Linked DNA regions of Homo sapiens: region 2 is linked to region 1. Evidence: read pairs that join two places in POLR2A ChIA-PET (ENCODE). Cell type or tissue: A673. All regions are shown on one strand. Region 1 has its middle 11 kb from the start of SKAP1. Region 2 overlaps SKAP1 (src kinase associated phosphoprotein 1).

Region 1 (4,000 bases):
AGCTACTAAAATTTTAATTAGGAAAGAGGCATGGGCAGATTTTTAAAAATGACATCACTGGTTTTAGGGTGGAAAATGGGTTGGTGGGGCGTAAAACCAGAGGGTTGCAAGGTAGAAGATGATGGTGGCTTGGACCAGGATGGTGGCAACAGACTAGAGAGAAACAGATTGTTTGAAACATATTTTCCAGCTAGACTTGGCAGAGGAAGAAAGAGGGAAGAAAGATGACCCCCCAGGGTTCCAGATTGGGCAACTGGATTATCCATGGTGCCATTTACTTACCTAGAGAAGTTGGAAGGAGAAGGTGACTTGGCCAAGAAGGGGACAAGTGGTTGTGGAGTCTGAGTCCACCCTGCACATTTCACATCCAAAAATGTAACACCAAGTATAGCAGAGTCCCAGGCAGGATGGAACTAAGGCTTCAGTGAGTGGAGTGAGCATAATCATATCCCTGATTTTCAAGGGCTCAGAATTGGAAACTTTTCTATAATGATTCAGGCATACATAGGCAGGTCTGAAGAACAAGGGGTATGATGGATAGATTGCTTTTTCTGTGCAGCAAACCTACCCATTTCTTCCAGAAATAACCAACTGTGTTGTCTAAGAATTTCTTTTCTCCCCTATTCCACACAGTTTCTGTAGGAGCTGTTATGTAATTGACACCACCTCACACCCCACCACACCCCATGGCCACAACGCACTCAGGTTGGGCCTACCAACTACTGGAGTATTAACAACTTGGACCGACATGAGAATTACATAAATGGTTGCCTCCTCCTCCTCCTTAAAACACTAAAAGGAACTTCAGTGCATGTTCCTGGAGTCCATGGTAATCCCTGGGAGCTGGACAAACCCTTGGTGCTTGCCACACTGATGATGTTAAGCTTGAGGCCAGGGAAGCCTGCTACTTACAAGATATGCGTTAAATGCTGTAAAGGGATCCTGGAAAAGGTTGGGAAATCTCCACCTTTCGAGATCATGGAGTTCTGGCATGTTAGACCTAGAAGGAACCTTATTTCCTCATTTATAGTTGGGAAACTGAGTCCTTTAATAAAAAGGAAAGACAATTAAATTACCTGTCCTAGATGGTTTAGTTACTCAGCAACCAGAAGACATAATGTCAGACCAGATGTTCTCTTGGGGTTCCTATAAACTCCACTGTTCTTTGATCTTGTGATTTTGTGTTGGACACCAGCCAATGAAACCCCTGAGCAATCAGGTTTATACTCTCCTCAATGGCCTTAGAGAAAGAGTATGGCCTGGGTGGAGACAGTTGTGTGGAAGCCCACAGTTCTGTCACGTAACTATTTTCTTCTTTAGAATCTTCTCTCTTTTGGCATCAGCTGACACAGGAAGTGGTAAAGCTATTATCTGTAGATTCAACCAAATCACCATTTCCTGATTCTAATGTTCATCAACCACTTTTGAATCCTCCCCCCACTTCCCCTCTATTTTAGTTTGAGGTTCAAAAGCACCCATGAGGTAAATTAATACTCAGCCAAGCAGAGTGAGGCCCTGATGCTCTTGTGGTTCTGCCATTAATTTGCTGTAACCCAGGGACATCCAGGCTAGTCCCTCAGGTTTCTCTCTGTAGGTAAAAGGGTTTCTAAAGTTCCTTCCAGCTCTGAAATTCTGAGATTCCTTGTTGAATCTCATTCTGCAAGGGGAATCTTATGGACCAGCTCCCTCTGGGAAGAAAAATGTTTCATGCAACCCTATGAATCTCATCTTAGTCCAAATCTTTTTTTGTTTGTTTGTTTGGTTTTTGTTTTTGTTTTTTAGAACACTATACTGGAAAAGTGAAAGAATCAGAGAAGCAGGATAACTGGCAACTGAAGTCGGCCAGCATCTCATGTGAATTAGAAATGGAATCGGGGTGCTAGCATCCAAGTGACCAAAGAAACTCTTTGCTGAGGTTGCATGGAGTTTAAGGAAAGAGGCTGTGGGGTCCTCCTTTGATGCAGCTACATTTCCCTCTGAGCCTCTGTCTGTTTCCTGTCAGTTTAGTGCAAAACTCTAGTCTACTACTCTGGGCTGGCTTAGAAAAAATGCATCCTGGTTTTGTTCCAATTCAGGATAGAGGTGGGGAAGTCCTGCTGAGCCTCTCCCACAGTGAGCCTTCCCCTCACCACTGGCAGCACTGACACCAGTGACTAGCATTCATTTCTTGGGGTATGAGTCCACTGAGGGTGGGAGGATCCTCACATTAACCATTATTGGGTACCATCTTAAATTGCGGACTTTGGAAGCCCTTGGCCTTCCCTTTCCCAGGCATTTTCTCCTTGGAGTGAAGATGTTGAAAGTTGGAGGTTAAATGACTTGCCCTAGGTCACAAGGTTGGTGGCACAGCAGGGATGAAAACCTTGGCCAATCTTCTGAGTCCTTGGTCAGACCCTTACGCCACAGCTGCTCTTTGTATAAGGGACAGTCTCACCTCCCAAGGACACTGCGCAAGGATGCCAGATATTGATATGACTGTTGTCCCAGTCCTCAGTGACCTTCTACATCCTGCAGCCTGCTCAGACAGTAGAGGAAGCAGCTCTGGGGCAGAGGGAACTGCCATATGTAGAGCTGCCCTGGTGGAGATAAACAGGTTGTCTGTCAACGTATGAAGCCTATGTAGGGCCAGGACCACAGAGCTTCCATTGCAGGAGAAATTAAACCTGTCTTGCACACCAATCCCAGTGCTCTGATTACATTTACAGAGGTCATGGCCTGCATTCTGTCACCATGGAAACCTCTCAGGCTGCCAGGGTGTTTTCTGTGCATGTGGTTGATATTTAAAGGCAAAGTCGCAGGCCGCATTGCTGAACTATCAGCTGCCAGGGGCAATTGCTCTCCTCCACCAGCCCGCGTCCTGGTGCTTCGTCCCAGAGATAAGAGGAAGGGGAAGAGATGAAGAAAAGGGCCCACCTGTCTCTAACAGGAAGGTCTTTTTAGTAGAGCCAGGTTTGTAGGGAGTCAGGCTATAGGGTGCAGGTGCTGGGATAGCAGATGAAGGGCAGTAAAAAAGGGCCCCAACATTGTCAGAATATAAGCATTTTCTCGCAAGAACACAGGCCCTCATGTTTAGTGCATCTCATTTTTTCTCTGATTCCTCCTCCAACTCATGAGCACATGTCATAGTGGCCATATGGAGCTGGGGAAGCCCCCTTTGCCTGAATGCCCTTGGTGGTTTCTATTTTGCACATCTGGTAGCTGCATGAATTGTGCTGATAACAATATAGCTTATGAAGGATCCCTACTTATTCTAAAGACCCCATAGCACTGTCCTGGAAAAAGCTATCATGGGAGTGACTTATCAGGAGTCCCAGGTGTTGGAAGAGGTAAATAACACCAGATTCAACAGAGTAAGAAAAGAACACAAGTGCTGACTTGGCTTGTGACCATCAATTTTTTCTTTCGTCTCAAGACAATTATTTCCACACCATTGAATGAAGTGTAGATAACACGGGCACCTTAATAGGCTGAGAGCAGAGGCTGTTTAGAGGAGATTTCAAGCACTGTGAGCATAAAATGAACATGAATATTCTGCAATATGCATCTTACAATTTGTCATTAAGTGGATGGCCTCAGTGATGTGATGCAACAGGCTTTGATTGGAATATTGAGCTCTGAAAAAGGAAATTCTGCATCAATAGTCTCATGATGCAAAATATCACATATTACTCAATAAGAAGTGTCATTGTGTTGAAAGTGCAGATGCTAAAAAGTACAGCAGCAGATAGGAACAGCTTGATCCACAAGGCACTTTTCTTTAGGAATTTACAGCCATTCCCTGAAGCTACTCAATTGTCCTTGGAGGTAGAACATGGTATAGCCTGAAATTACAATTCAGGAAATGAAGTGGATCTGTTTGATTTAGTTTCTAATCCTTCAAACTATGAAGACTTCTTTATGATGTTTTCTATTTCTCCACTTATTTATCTTTTCATTCAACTTCTCATTCACTCTCTTTTCCCTTTTTCTTTCTCACTAGCCTCATCTCTAGGCCATCAAC
Region 2 (4,000 bases), 70 kb after region 1:
AAGGTGCTTGCTTCCCTTTCACCTTCCACCATGGTTTTAAGTTTCCTGAGGCCTCCGCAGCCATGTGGAAGTGTGAGTCAGTTAAACCTCTTTTATTTATAAATTACCCAGTCTCAGGTAGTATCTTTATAGCAGTGTGAAAATGGACTAATACAACCTGGATACAAATCTTGGTTCTGCCACTTAGTAGCTATGTGATCTTGGCCAAGTTGTTTGACCTTCCTGAGTTTGAGTTTCCTCATGTGTAAAATGAGGATAATAGTAGTCCTGGGCTGGGCATAGTGGCTCATGCCTGTAATCCCAGTGCTTTGGGGAGGCCAAAGCAGGAGGATCACTTGAGGCCAGAAGTTCGAGACCAGTCTGGGCAACATAGTGAGAATTTGTATCTACTAAAATGAAAAATAAAGGAAATTAGCCAGGTGTGGTGGTGCACACCTATAGTCCCAGCTACTTCGGAGGCTGAGGCAGGAAGATTGCTTGAGCCCAGGAGTTCAAGTTTACAATAAGCTATGATTGCACCACTGCATTCCAGCCTATGTGACAGAATGCAACCTTGTCTTAAAAAAATACTGACCTCCTAGGGTTTTTATGAAGATTAAATAAAATAATACATGTGCCGGGCATGGTGGCTCACGCCTGTAATCCCAGCACTTTGGGAGGCCAAGGCAGGCAAATCACCTGAGGTCAGGAGTTCGAGACCAGCCTAACCAACATGGAGAAACCCCTGTCTACTAAAAATACAAAATTAGCCGGGCATGGTGGCACATGACTGTAATCCCAGCTACTCGGGAGGCTGAGGCAGGAGAATCACTTGAACCTGGGAGGCGGAGGTTGCGGTGAGCCAAGACTGCACCATTACACTCCAGCCTGGGCAACAAGAGCAAAACTCCGTCTCAAAAATGAATAAATAAATAAAATAACACATGTAAAACATATACCTAGCACAGGGCCAGACGTGGTGGCTCATGCCTGTAATCCCAGCACTTTGGGAGGCTGAGGTGGGTAAATCACTTGAGGCAAGGAGCTCAAGACCAACCTTGCCAACATGGGAAAACCCCATCTCTACTAAAAGATAAAAAATTAACTGGGTATGGTGGCACACGTTTGTAATCCTAGCTACTCAGGAGGCTGAGGTACGAGAATCGCGTGAACCCAGGAGGCAGAGGTTGCAGTGAATGGAGATTGTGCACTGCACTCCAGCCTGGGTGACAGAGTGAGACTCTGTCTCAAAAAAATATATATGATGTATATGCATATGTATATGTGTATATCTAGCACAATGCCTAACATGTAAGTGCTAATAAATGTTAATCATTTTTTTATAATTGGGAAATAGAATTATTTTTCCTTTCTTTTTTTCTTTTTCTTTTCTTTTTTTTTTTGAGACAGGGTCTTGCTGTGTTACCCAGGCTGGAGTGCAGTGGTATGATCATGGCTCACTGCTGCCTCAACCTCACAGGCTCAAGGGATCCTCCCACTTCAGCCTCCCAAGTAGCTGGGACTACAGGCATGCATGCACCACCATGCCTGGCTTTTTTTTTTTTTTTTTTTTTTTTTTTTTTTTGTGGAGACAAGGTTTCACCATGTTACCCATGGCTGGTCCCGAACTCCTGGATCCAAGCAACCTACCTGCCTTGGCCTCCCAAAGTGCTGGGATTACAGGTGTGAGCCACCACACCTGACCAGTATTTCTAATAATATGAGGATAGCTACAGTTGTTTGTCTGACCTGTTTCATCAGGATCTATCTAATTAGCTGACTGAGGGAATAAAGCTCTGAGTACTTTAATCTCAATAACTATGTTCTTTGGTTAGCTCCATGGCCAAGAATCTGATATTCTCTCCCTTGCAATCTGTTGATTTAGATTCAGTAGCCCTATTTTCAGCAGAAGCCTGACAATGTTTTCTGTGAATTGTTTATTTTTTACAATTTCAACTTTTATTTTGGACACAGGGGGTACATGTGCAGGTTTGTTACAGGGTATATAGTGTGATGCTGAAGCTTGGGATACAAATGATCCCATCACCCAAATAGTGAGCATAGTACCCAATAATTTTTCAACTCCTACCCCTCTTTCTCTTTCCCCATCTCTATTAGTCCCTAGTATCTATTGCTCACACCTTTATGTTCATAAGTACCTAATGTTTAGCTCCCGCTTATAAGTGAGAACATGCAGTATTTGGTTTTCTGTTTCTGCATTAATTTGCTTAGAATAATGGCCTCCAGCTGCATCCATCTTGTTGAAAAGGACGTGATTTCATTGTTTATTATGGCTGCATCATAGTCCATGGTGTATATATGCCATATTTAAAAAAATCTAATCCACTGTTGATGGACACCTAGGTTGATTCCATGTCTTTGCTATTATGAATAGCACTGTGATGAACCTACAAGTGCATATGTCTTTTTGGTAGAATGATTTATTTTCTTTTGGATATATACCCAGTAATGGGATTACGGGGTTGAATGGTAGTTCTGTTTTAAGTTCTTTGATAAATCTCCAAACTGCTTTCCACAGCAGCTAAACTAATTTACATTCCCACCAACAATGTATAAGTGTTCCTTTTCTCCACAGCCTCACCAGCACCTGTTGTTTCTTGACTTCTTAATAATAACCATTCTGGCCAGGTGTGGTGGCTCACGCTTGTAATCCGAGCACTTTGGGTGGCTGAGGCGGGCTTGAGCTCAGCAGTTTGAGACCAGCCTAGGGCAACATTGAGAAACCTTGTCTCTACAAAAAATACAATAATTAGCCAGGTGTGATGGCACGTGCTGCTCCCAGCTACTGGGAGGCTGAGGTGGGGAGGATTGCTTGAGCCCAGGAAGTTGAGGCTGCAGTAAGCCATGATCACGCCACAGCACTCCAGCATAGGTGACAGGGCGAGACCCTGTTTCAAAAAAATATAATAATAATGATAGCCATTCTGATTGGTGTGAGATGGTTTTGATTTGCATTTCTCTGATGATTAGTAATGTTGAGCATTTTAATATATTCGTTGGCCACTTGTGTGTCTTCTCTTAAGAAGTGTCTGTTCATGCTTTTTGCAAACTTTTTAATGGCGTTGTTTTTTACTTGTCCGATTAAGTTCTTTATAGACTCTGTGAATTTGGGGTGGCAACCTAGAACTGTGTGTTTGCAGTATGAAAGATACTGAAATATATCTGTAGACGAATCATATCTATTATAGTCATCATTTCATCCATAGTACCTGGGCAAAGGGCTTGTCATAGAAGACATTCAATAAATATTGAATTGGTTGACTGAGTCACTGAATTATTTTAGAATAGTAAAATATCTTTAGAGAAAGACTCAGTTAATTTTGATGATTGTTTTAATTGTTAGATTATATTTTCAAGACTTTCCTCCTTAGTTTCTCATTAGAGGTCCTGTTCTGAAACTGATTGTTGGTGGTGGAAACTTGTCCACTTGTCCATTAGCTTTCTTATGATGGGTAAGTTATTTAATCCTTGATGCCTCAGTTTTCTTATTTAGAAAATGGGCATAATAATAGGGTTAGAGTGTGAGGAAATGGGTTAATGTAAGAAAAGTGCTTAGAGCAACATCCAACAAAATGTTCAATAAATCTTAGCATTGTTATTAGCACTACTGTTATTACTACTACAGTGACTGCTGCTTATCAAGATTCCCTCAATACTGTGGGTTCAATTTATTTGTACCTTTCTCCAAACTAAAGTTCATTTTTTATTTTTTACTTTTTTTTTTTTTTGAGAGAGGGTCTCACTCTGTTGCCCAGGCTGGAGTGCAGTGGTGCAATCATGGCTCACTGTAGCCTCAACCTCGCAGGCTCATGCAATCCTCCCACCTCAGCCTCCTCAGTAACTGGGACTGCAGGTGCACACCACCACACCCAGCTAATCTTTGTACTTTTTGTAGAGACAGGGTTTTGCCATGTTGTCTAGGCTGGACTCAAACTCCAGGGCTCAAGCAATATACCCACCTTGGCCTCTCTTAGTGCTTGGATTACAGGTGTGAGCCACT

Evidence for each region. ChIA-PET counts read pairs that join two places held together with the same protein. Peaks named below come from ENCODE experiments on the same cell type or tissue, not always from the same donor. Only the 100,000 strongest peaks of a DNase experiment are listed, where the experiment ranks them.
Region 2: POLR2A ChIA-PET joins it to region 1 with 6 read pairs; 8 of 35 experiments call an interaction of 5 or more read pairs at or near these places.

The regions. Positions count from the first base shown.
Region 1 is chr17:48,438,886-48,442,885 of GRCh38, reverse strand. It overlaps a transcript of SKAP1 not described here. Among named protein-coding and RNA genes, the nearest start is that of SKAP1, 11 kb to the right of the region's middle. In A673, no CTCF peak of the experiment used is centred here; DNase peaks (open chromatin) are centred at 1,405 and 2,035; H3K4me3 peaks cover 415 bases; H3K27ac peaks cover 2,355 bases.
Region 2 is chr17:48,369,219-48,373,218 of GRCh38, reverse strand. The region is part of intron 2 of SKAP1 (src kinase associated phosphoprotein 1); the gene reads left to right. Among named protein-coding and RNA genes, the nearest start is that of SKAP1, 59 kb to the left of the region's middle. In A673, no CTCF peak of the experiment used is centred here; no DNase peak of the experiment used is centred here; H3K27me3 peaks cover 494 bases.